Linked DNA regions of Homo sapiens: region 1 is linked to region 2. The links are chromatin contacts, found by Hi-C or POLR2A ChIA-PET in ENCODE. All regions are on one chromosome and are shown on one strand. The core of a region is the stretch at or near the end of the contact, and the rest is flanking DNA. Distances in the headings are between cores, read along the strand shown.

Region 1 (5,200 bases), core at 1,706-4,205, 120 kb before region 2:
TTCAAAAATATCATTTAATTGTAAGAAATAGAGATGGGGGTCTCACTGTGTTGACCAGGCTGGTCTCAAACTCCTGGCCTTGAGCAGTCTTCCCATCTTGGCCTCCCAAGATGGGAATTAACACGGGATCACAGGCATGATCCACCACGTCTGGCCTGCCCTGGGTAATGTAAAGCCTGCGGTCGGTCACACAGACCTGGTCCTGTTCCAGACCAGTGACCGTAGGTGAACGCCGAACCTCTCTGAGCCTCAGTGGCCTCATGTGAGAGTCTCTCCTTTGTTGGTTGTTGAGGGGATTAGGTGAGATACCATTCAGCGCCTTGCCAAAACAGGCCCCTCTAACAGGCTGTTGTTAAGTACTAAGCCCTTCATCAGCATAGGGAGGAAAGCTTCTTAAAAATACAAAACTGTAGAATTTTGAACTTGGAATGGAATGTGGAGATCTCGTACAGGGGTTTTAATCTTGGTCTGCAAAAGCCCTGCGATGTAGGCTGAAGGTGTGTGAGCAGAGGGTCGCCAGAGCCCCTCATGGTGTGAAACTCAAGAAAGGTGCAGGAGATGTTGAGCTGTGCTGAACCTGGGGCCAGAGCCAGAGGCCACGGCATGTGGATGGATATTAGTTTGAGTTTTAAAAACTCGACTGAAAAGGTGGCTCAAGTCTGTAATCCCAGCACTTTGGGAGGCCGAGGCAGGCGGATCTCCTGAGATCGGGAGTTTGAGACCAGTCTGACCATCATGGTGAAACGCCATCTCTGCTAAAAATACAAAAAATTAGCCAGGTGTGGTGGCGCGTGCCTATAGTCCCAGCTATTCGGGAGGCTGAGGCAGGAAAATCACTTGAACCCTGAAGGCAGAAGTTGCAGTGAGCCGAGATTTTGCCACTGCACTCCAGCCTGGGCAACAGACCGAGACTCCATCTCAAAAAAAAAAATATCAAAGGAAAGAGGGCCATGTGCCTGTCTGAGTTTGGCATCCTTCGGAAGCCCTGTCTTTTGTGTTCTGCCTCTGTCACCTCTTCCTGGTCTAGGCTTCCCCCATGTTCCCTGCCTGCCCCTCGCCCACATCTGTTGCCTCTCTGGCTCCCTAAGTCCTGTGAGTGTGGGGCCGGGCAGGCAAGCCTTCCATGGGGAACCAGTTGCCTTTCTAGCAGACTCTTCATTTCTGGATCTTCCCATTAGCTTTCCTGCAATACTCTCTTTCTCTGTCTCACAGCCAACTTGGTGAACTCCCCCTTTAGAGTTCATCCTGATGTCACATTTTCCAGGAGGCCTTCTCTGGCCTGCCCCTTAGTTATCCTTCATGGTCGAAGGCAGGCCTTTCTCCCTCTGCCTTTCCACCTCTGTGGCCCCAGCCCCTGCCTGGCCCAGAGTGCTAGGCAAGGGCCCCTCTGTTGAACAAATGGCCCCCCTCCTCCCCAGATCAGCCGCATCGAGTATATCCACTCCAAGAACTTCATCCACCGGGACGTCAAGCCCGACAACTTCCTCATGGGGCTGGGGAAGAAGGGCAACCTGGTCTACATCATCGACTTCGGCCTGGCCAAGAAGTACCGGGACGCCCGCACCCACCAGCACATTCCCTACCGGGAAAACAAGAACCTGACCGGCACGGCCCGCTACGCTTCCATCAACACGCACCTGGGCATTGGTGAGGGAGCCAGGCCTGGAGCAGTGTGCACCCGGGGCCACTGGCTGGGGCCCAGCTCTCTGGAGCCCTCTCACCCCCTACCCTGATGGAGGCCCCCAGGCTCTTTTCTAGTGAGAAAGTCCCCACCCCGTCTGCCCCCAAGCTCGTGCTTATTCCGTGTCCTTGCACAGTCGGGTCTTCCCCTTCGTAAGCCAAGCTGTGTGTGCCGGGCGCCTTCCCTGGCCCTGCTTCCTCCTCCGCCCTGTTGGTGCAGGCTGGAAGATACAGGCTCAGAGGTTTAACATGGGTTGCTTAAGGTCATGCAGCTTAGCTAATGCCAAAGCTGGACTTGACCCCGGCCCTGTCTGATGCTGAAGCTTGTGACCTCTCCACGGGGTGGGCCAGGCAAGGGGGCAGTAGGTGCCCTCTCATAGTCATTGAATGATTAAGTGCCTGAACTGGAAAAACTAGGCCCAAATTAAGTTGAGAAGGCCCTGCCTCAGGCTTCTTCTCTGTAGGAGGAGGATAATAGCAGTGCCTGTTTAAAATGCGTGCAGTGAGCAACATCCGACGTGGGGGCAGGAGGGTCCTGGTGCATTGTGAGGAGCATGACCCAGAGGATGAGTTAGGGGCCTGAGTGGACCCCTGTCCCTCACCTAGTCTTTGACTCTCTGTGCAGAGCAAAGCCGTCGAGATGACCTGGAGAGCCTGGGCTACGTGCTCATGTACTTCAACCTGGGCTCCCTGCCCTGGCAGGGGCTCAAAGCAGCCACCAAGCGCCAGAAGTATGAACGGATCAGCGAGAAGAAGATGTCAACGCCCATCGAGGTCCTCTGCAAAGGCTATCCCTGTGAGTAGCCCAGTGGGAGGGGACATGCCTGGGGGCCCCTGAGGCACTGTCTAAGGGAAAGGTGAGGCCATACAAAGCCCACGCTGGGGCTAGGCGCGGTGGTTCACGCCTGCAGTCCTGGCACTTTGGGAGGCCAAGGCAGGTGGATCATGAGGTCAGGAGGTCGAGACCAGCCTGAGTAACATGGTGAAACCCTGTCTCTACTAAAAATACAAAAATTAGCCCCACCTGTAATCCCAGCTACTCAGGAGGCTGAGGCAGGAGAATTGCTTGAACCTGGGAAGCGGAGGTTGCAGTGAGCCGAGATTGCACCATTGCACTCCAGTCTGGGTGACAGAGCGAGACATCATCTCAAAAACAACAACAACAAAGCCCACACTGGGCTGCCCCACAGCCCTTGGCACCTGAGCAGTAATCCCTGGCTCTTTGCCACTCCTTGGCACAGCCAGAAGGCCCGGTTTCCCTGTCCTGGCTGTTACACCTGTTGCTTCCCGGCCTACATTCCTGCCTCATCTCCCAAGGGCCCTCTCCCCAGTGTTTTTGAGGAGGAATTGGAAGTTTTCCTCTTCTTGCTTAGGTTGTGTTAGAAGGTCCCGTCAGGCTCTTGCAGTCCTTTGAATTTATGGCAACGATTGATCTGTGGGCCCCAGGGTGCTTGGCGAGGGCAGCGGAAGAGCTGTGGGCATGGATGGCTCCTGGATCCGGCTACCTGGCAGAGGCTCCTGGCCACTGTTCGCAGGTCTTCCCTTGCTCTGAAAGCAGCAGAGGCTCTGCTCACGGGCAGGCTAGGCTTTCATCACAGTAGGATAGGGAAGGCCATGGCTCTGTTGCCTCCTTTTCTTGCCTCTCACAGATTGGAAGTATCTAGGGACAGTGGGTGGCTAGGACAGTGCTGGCTGCAGGGGGTCTGGGAGCGTGGGCCTCACAGTGGCCTTCTCTATCCTCTGCAACACCCTCCAGCCGAATTCTCAACATACCTCAACTTCTGCCGCTCCCTGCGGTTTGACGACAAGCCCGACTACTCTTACCTACGTCAGCTCTTCCGCAACCTCTTCCACCGGCAGGGCTTCTCCTATGACTACGTCTTTGACTGGAACATGCTGAAATTCGTGAGTCACCTGGAGGCCAAGGCGGGCTTGGGGGACTGGATGGGGAAGGCCCTGACTCAGAGGGCCAGAGTGAGCTGGTGGCGGGAGGGGCTCCCGACAGACGGGAGGTACGAGCTGGACAGTGTGGTTGACCTCACTGGGGTCCCAGAGCCCTCCAGCCTCATCCGTGCTGACAGCTTGTGCCACCATGGGCAGCAGGGCCCAGGCAGGGCGCTGTCTCCCGTCGGAACAAGGAGGATCTGGCTTCACCTGGGGTCCCTCCTGGGTGCCCGCAGCAGGGCATGGGTGGTGCTGGCGGCGCCCCCTGCTGCCCTGATTGCTGCCTACACCGTCCTGCTGCTCCTGTTCTGCACATCCCAGGTGGCTACCTGCACCATGGCCCCTCGGGCCAGCCTGGACCCAGTCATGGTGCTTGCTTTCTTCTTGGTCATGGGCCCCTGGGTCTGGCTAGGCAGTTGTTCTGTTTCCCTCTTTTAAGAGTCCCAGGGGTGGGGTTGGGTGGGGAGCAGCATTGGCCGGCCGTACCCAGAGCTCTGGAATCTGTGAAATTGTATGTCTTGTTTCACATCTCTTCTGGAAAAGGGGGCTTCCTCGAGCCAGGCTCAGCCCCGTGACAGCCCCATGACAGCGAAGGGACCTTTCTGTCCCCGCCCCTGTCCCTGTGCTGGGCCCACGTACTCACCCACGTACTGGTAAGGATCCTCTGAGGTCTGGCTTTTCCAAAATTTGCCACTTGACCAGTGAGCGCAAGAGGCTGAGCCTCAGCTGTGCTTTTTGTCCCTTTCAGGTGCCCGGCTCCCCTGGGCACCCAGAGCCCCCCAGATAGGCCGGTGGAGGAGGTGGAGGAGCTGTCCCCCCAAAACTACTGGCCTGTGGTCTGGACTCCAGGGCCCCATTTCTGATGTCGCCAGGTGTGCCTGAGCCCATCGGGGCCAGGCCTGAGGAAGTGTTTCTTGGGAGGATGGGATGACCCCCTGTTCCCAAGAGATGGCAGCACAGTGGAGGCCATGGTGGAAAAGGCCCTGCCATGGGGTCCTTGAGGGCCAGGACAGCCTGAGGGAGGGATGGTGGCCACTGCCCACAAGGGGCCTGGTGGGAACGGGTCCCAGGACAGACTCATAGCTAGACCCCGTTGGCGGCCTCTGTGTTGAACCAGAACTCATTAAACACCTCCTCTTGCTTCATCCTGGTGTGCCTCTTTCATGGCAGGGCCCTCAGCCACCCTGCTAGATGGTTAGGACCAAGGCTCTGTTCTCCTGGAAGCCAAGGTCGGCACATTGGTCTTGGGCTTCTCTTCTCTCTGGGTTTCTTGTTCACTAAGGAGTAACACAGAGGTCAGGCAGAGAATGGGGGTCTCGCAGGCTAGGGACCTCAGGGAGAGGCCTCTGTTGCCCTTTTCAGCAAGGCTGGAAATGGGATATGGGCAGGGGACGTCTTCTCTGACTTCACCCTAGACCTTCTGGCTCCAAATGGGGCCCATGGCCTTGAGCACCTGGGACCAGCTCTTTCCACCACAGGGCATTGGGCACTGGGCACTTTCTTATCGAGATAGTCACTCCCACGTCTGGTTCGTGATGGGCTTGGCCCTCCAGCTCAGCACAACTGCAAGAATGGA
Region 2 (5,473 bases), core at 1,268-3,767:
TGTTGGGATTATAGGCATGAGCCACCACACCTGGCCCTTGTCTGCATTTTAGATTCACCTGTGTATCTGCATTTCCAAATGTGCTTTGCAAAATCCTGAATGCAAGGGTGGGTGTTTGTTGAAGAATGGGACACCTCATGTTGCCCCTGTGGGTTTTCTCAGGAAGGAAAGATTGCTTGGCAGTGCGTGGAATGCATGGCCTTTTGCAAGCTCCTTGATAACCATCGCTCTAACTTTGCTTGTTTGGGGTGTGGAGGCAAGATATTTTCATTGAGAATTCTGAGTCTTTATCCTTTTCTCTCCACTTCAAGCTGAAACTTTTTTTTTTTTTTTTTTGAGACATGGTCTCGCTCTGTCACCCAGGCTGGAGTGCAGGCGATCTTGGCTCACTGCATCCTTGACCCCCCGGCCTCCCCTGCACAGTAGCTGGGACCAAAGGCATGCAAGACCACACCTGGATAATTTTTGTATTTTTTTTAAAGACGAGGTTTCTCCATGTTGCACAAGCTGGTCTTGAACTCCTGAGCTCAAGTGATCTGCCCACCTCGGCCTCCCAAAGTGTTGGGATTACAGGCGTGAGCCACTGTGCGCAGTCAAGCTGAAACTCTTAAGCAAATTTTAAATCTTACTTTAAGGAACAATTTCCTCACCTGTAAAATGGGGACACGAGGATATGATGGAAGTGAAGTCACTTTGTAACTGGTAAAGCTCTGTACAGATATTAGTTAAGATGGTTAATTTCATTAACCTGTGAAGATTCTTAACTAAACCTTGCGCAAGTTGCATTGGCTGCCCTGTCTAGGCACTAATATCTTTAGACGGACTAAGGAGGAAACACACTTTTTTTTTTTTTGAGACAGAGTCTGGCTCTGTCACCCAGGCTGGAGTACAGTGGCATGATCTTGGCTCACTGCAACCTCTGCCTCCTGGGTTCAAGCAATTCTCCTGCCTCAGCCTCCTGAGCAGCTGGGACTACAGACTATGGCCAGCACACCCAGCTAATTATTTGTATTTTTAGTAGAGATGGGGTTTCACCATGTTGGTCAGGCTGGTCTCAAACTCCTGACCTCAAGTGATCCACCCGCCTCAGCCTCCCAAACTGCTGGGATTATAGGCGTGAGCCACCGCACCCGGCCTACACGCTTCTTTTCACAAGAATGACACCCGCAACTATACTTCCCACGTAAATGGAGAGCAGTCTGGCAGATTCATCTAGACCTAGGGTTGGGTGATTATTAGGGAAAGAAAAGGTCCAACCAAGCCAGTGGGCTGAAGAGAGGACATGACCTGCTCAGTCCGAAGCAGATGTGTGACTAAAGTCTAGTCTCCTGGCTTCTCTGCAAAATACCTCATTATCGGCATTATTAACCCTAACAACTGCCATTTATTGAAATCCCACTATGTGCACGAATGGGGACCAATTTACTTCTAGATATTACAACAATCTTGTATTACTGTGCCCACTTCCTGGATGATGGGTCTGAGGTTCACAGAGATCATTTGCCCAAGTTCCTACTGAAAGTGCTAAGGTATTTCCTGAGACTGGCTCAGGGTGTGTTGCCAGACAACAATGCACACATTTTTAACACAATACTAAACTTAGTATATTATACTTATGTTAAAAATTTCGGAGCCGGGCGTGGTGGCTCACGCCTGTAATCCCAGCACTTCGGGAGGCTGAGGCGGGCAGATCACTTGAGGTCAGGAGTTCGAGACCAGCCTGGCCAACATGGTGAAACCCCGTCTCTACTAAAAATACAAAAAATTAGCTGGGCGTAGTGGCGGGCGCCTGCAATCTCAGCTACGCGGGAGGCTGACGCAGGAGAATCGCTTGAATCCGGGAGGCGGAGGTTGCAGTGAGCGAGATCGTGCCACTGCACTCCAGCATGGTCGACAGAGCGAGACTTGTCTCAAAAAAAAAAAAAAAAAGGACATGTGGTAATTCCCCTAGGGAATTTGGCCTTAGTTGTGAAAAATAAAAAAGCTATAATCAATTTCTGTTCTATCGGAAAAAAATGTATTGGCTGTTTAGCTGAAATTCAAATGTAACTTAACATCCCGTATTTTTTATATGCTACATCTGGCAACCCTGGCTTGAGGCTACCTGGCAAAAATCAAAACAGGTTCCTCCTTGTTATGCCCTATGCCTCTGTTGCCTTTATTTTTATCTTTACGAGCAATCATTAACAGTAACTTCAGACTCCAGGCTCTGGTCGCTTTAGGAGGCGGAAGGCGGACTAGGGTAGGACTCCTGGCCCTCATCAACAGGACTGCCAAGAAGCCGGGCACCTTCTGCCCCGCACAAACATGGCCGCGCCTCGCCGCCGAGGATTGGCTCCCGCCGAAAGCTCGTCCTCCTGGCTAAGGGAGCCCCTTCCATTGGGCAGTTAAAAAAAATGGCGGACCCCGCCTCCCGCCGTCCTCGGGCGCGGGGGCGGAGCCTAGAGGAGGCCTGGGACAGGGCCACCAGTGATTGGCGGAGAGCGGTGGTCAGGCCATCACGTGGCCCGAGGCCCGTTTGTTTGCGGAAGTAGGAGGAAGTAGAAGTGCTGAGTAAGCCGAGGTGAGTGACCTCGCGGGTGGGCGGGGCCTGGGGGTCCGTTCCCCAACTTCCTCGGCGCTCCGGACTCCCAAGTCTCCGCCGGACCCTCCTTTGGATATTCCTCGTGTCTCCGATTCTGAGGCATGTCCTCCATTAACCCTTATGTGACTCCCTGAGTGCCCCCACCTTCCATCTTTTCATCCCCCTGCGTCCCCAATTCCCATCCCGAGACCGCCCGTGTCTCATCTCGAACTTGTGGACCCCAGGGACCCCAGCTTCGACCCTGAGTTTCTCCCCTGAACCCCAGTCTCCTCCGTGTGTCTCCCTCAGTATCCCTAACTTCCCGAGTCAATCCATCTCTTCTCTTTCCCCGACCCTCAGTGCCTCTTTAGGCCCCATTGGCCGTCCTAATTTTCCTTCCTGTGCTCCTCTAAGTGCTCACTTGATTCCCCACTTCACGTCCGTCTCCACCTTTCGTGGTGCCTCTACTCATTTCTCACTCCCTGCTTCTCCTGCCTTTCCTCCCTGCTTTTTTTCCTTGCCTTTCCTCTCTCGCGTGCCTCCAGACCTGCCCCCGACATGCTCCCTCCTTCCCCTCAGCCTGGCCACCCCAGAGTCTCCCACCCCTAATCCTGTGTCCACCTCCTGCTCCCACAGATGACTTGGAAGCTGGTGACAGGGAGCATGTGACCAGGGTGATCATGGGACTGGGTCGGGGCAAGCCTGTGGGTGTGGGACAGGGAGGGCACAGGGCAAGGGGACCTGTGGCCGTATTTTTAATGGGCTACCCACATGACCCCAACGAATACCTCCCCCTAGCTTCTGGGTCTTTCCCTCACCTGCCTCTTACCCGCCCAACAGGATGTCAGGCAGGTTCGGTTTGGCAACGTTGAGGCTGCACCCTTGGGCTGAATGCATTGTTTTTGAATGCATTGTTTTTGTTAGAGTTTCTGCCTGGAGTTTGGAACCTGTTTTCTGTCCAAGTCTCAGTTTCCTCATCTGTGACAGGGGAACTGTACCTCCTGCCCTCGTAAGTCTGCCATGAGGTTCAAAATTTGAATGAGAAAATGTAGAAGGTAAAGCTTTATAACCAGTATGGCCCTGTACAAATACATGATTTTACTGTTGGGTCATAGGCAGAATTGAAAGGAGTGGAAAGGGAAAGGGCTAGAATGAGAAGACAAGGAGAGAAGGATGAGCAGGAGGTCCCTTGTCTTTCAGTGTATCATTTGGCAGTGTTTGTTCATCACCTCTTGTGAGTCAGGCTCTTCTGTATATGTTCTCTTCACCATTCATTCAGTCATCGTTTATCTAACAAATATTTACGGACTGTCTGATGTTCTAGGCTACCCTTGGTGTGGCCAATGATATTCTCACTTCACATGAGAAAAAGAGGGCGCATGAGTTGCTTGAGGTCACACCGATGAGGTTGAAGCTGGAATCTGACACCAGAGCCTGTGTGATTGTCCTGATGTGTAAGGTTTGCTACTGTTTAGGACACTTCTTGTTCCTTCCGTGGATTACTTTCTTGTTACATGAGAGACTCCCCAAAAGGGAGTTTCCCTCTTACTCAGCAGAATGACATCACTAAGAGATACAGAAAGGAGAAATTTAAATACTCTGTGTGTGTGTGTGTGTGTGTGTGTGTGTGTGTGTGTGTGTGTCTGCAGACATCTATTGGGTGTGTGTGCTGGGGGAAGTAGGTAGGCAAGGAGTAAGGGGCCGTAGTGAAGAGTGTGTTACAAACTTCACTTTGTAGAGGGTGGCTCCCTGGGAGAATATGTTCTGTGTCTTTCACAGTGGATTTTGATAGGGTCATGTCTTAAATGCCTCTTCTCGTTTTCGGATGGTGATCTCATCCAGTCTTATTTCTTTAAGTGCCGTCTCTATTCTGTCAGCCCACAAATTTATATCCCCAGTCCAGTCCAGACCTTTCCCTGGAATGACATACTCAAATCTAGTTGCTTACTCAGCACCTCAAACTTAGGCTTTTCAAACTTGAAGTATTTATTTATTGATTTATTTATTTTTTGAGACAGAGTCTCACTCTGTCACCCAGGCTGGAATGCAATGGCACGATCTCGGCTCACTGCAACCTCCACCTCCTGATTCTCCTGCCTCAGCCTCCCAAGTAGCTGGGATTACAAGCATGCGCCATCATGCCCAACTAATTTTTGTATTTTTGTAGAGGCGGGGTTTCACCGTGTTGGCCAGGCTGGTCTCGAACTCCTGATCTCAAGTGATCCACCTGCCTTGGCCTCCCAAAGTGGTGGGATTACAGGTGTGAGCCACCGCGCCAGGCCTCAAACTTAAGAGTTTAGAATTGAGCTCCTGTTAGTTCTGCCCTCCATCCCTGACCCCACTCTTCACCAAAACATGTCCCTCCCACTCTCTTTCTCATCTTAGGACATAGGAGTATTGTTCATTCAGTTGCTCAGGTCAAAGCTGTGAGATTATCTATGATGCCTCTCTGTTTCTTACCCCACACCCAGCCAGAGTGATCTTGTTAAAATGTTGTTTCTTTGCAGTGGCCTCTCCTCTCATGGCACATGCCTGGCCCCCTGTTGCCTCTCTGATGTCACTGGCTTCCTTGCTTTTCCTGGAACTCGCTAAACATGTTCCAGCCCCATGGCCTTTGCACACGCTCTCTTTGCCTAGCTATTCATATGACTTTCATCTCTCTCCATCAGGTATTTATTTAAGATCAATTTCTTGGTGAAGACTTCTCTCCTCACCCAATCTAAAATTTCACTCTCCACCTCAGCACTTCCTATCCCCATTCTCTGGTTTTTCTCCTCAGTAGTTAATTGTCATCTAAAACCTTTGTAAATATTTACCTGTTTATCTTCTTTATTATTAGTAGCTCTGTCTAAAATATAAGTTCCAGGATGTCAGGGATTTTGTGGGGTTTTTTTTGGTTGGTTGGTTGTT

Evidence for each region. Hi-C counts contacts between places; a loop is a spot of excess contacts on that map. ChIA-PET counts read pairs that join two places held with the same protein, here RNA polymerase II (POLR2A). Pooled maps may share reads with other maps.
Region 1: a map of PC-9 shows a loop between it and region 2 (2.3-fold over the local background). The contact joins the enhancer-like site here to the promoter of PLA2G6 in region 2. A Hi-C loop is called at or near these places in 2 of 168 maps with a recorded cell type or tissue (PC-9 and endothelial cell of hepatic sinusoid), 9 of 37 single-sample maps with no recorded cell type and 5 of 50 pooled maps. POLR2A ChIA-PET finds 5 or more read pairs at or near these places in 9 of 52 experiments (BJ, CD4-positive, alpha-beta T cell, CD8-positive, alpha-beta memory T cell and 6 more).

What each region holds. Positions count from the first base shown.
Region 1 is chr22:38,297,171-38,302,370 of GRCh38, reverse strand. It overlaps TPTEP2-CSNK1E (TPTEP2-CSNK1E readthrough), which reads left to right. Exons shown (of 15, transcript NM_001289912.2): 9 at 1,419-1,647; 10 at 2,306-2,476; 11 at 3,437-3,585. CSNK1E (casein kinase 1 epsilon) reads left to right here. Exons shown (of 11, transcript NM_152221.3): 5 at 1,419-1,647; 6 at 2,306-2,476; 7 at 3,437-3,585. Among named protein-coding and RNA genes, the nearest start is that of CSNK1E, 18 kb to the left of the region's middle. RefSeq lists enhancers at 2,296-2,969, 2,852-4,052. Within about 2 kb of position 2,955, at least 7 of the 41 ENCODE cell types and tissues checked have a DNase peak (open chromatin) inside an H3K27ac peak, as active enhancers do; they include PC-9, where a contact is called at or near this core.
Region 2 is chr22:38,178,874-38,184,346 of GRCh38, reverse strand. PLA2G6 (phospholipase A2 group VI) reads left to right here and starts at 2,517. Exons shown (of 17, transcript NM_003560.4): 1 at 2,517-2,683. RefSeq lists enhancers at 2,245-2,354, 2,271-2,565, 2,515-2,964, 3,595-3,664, 3,945-4,114.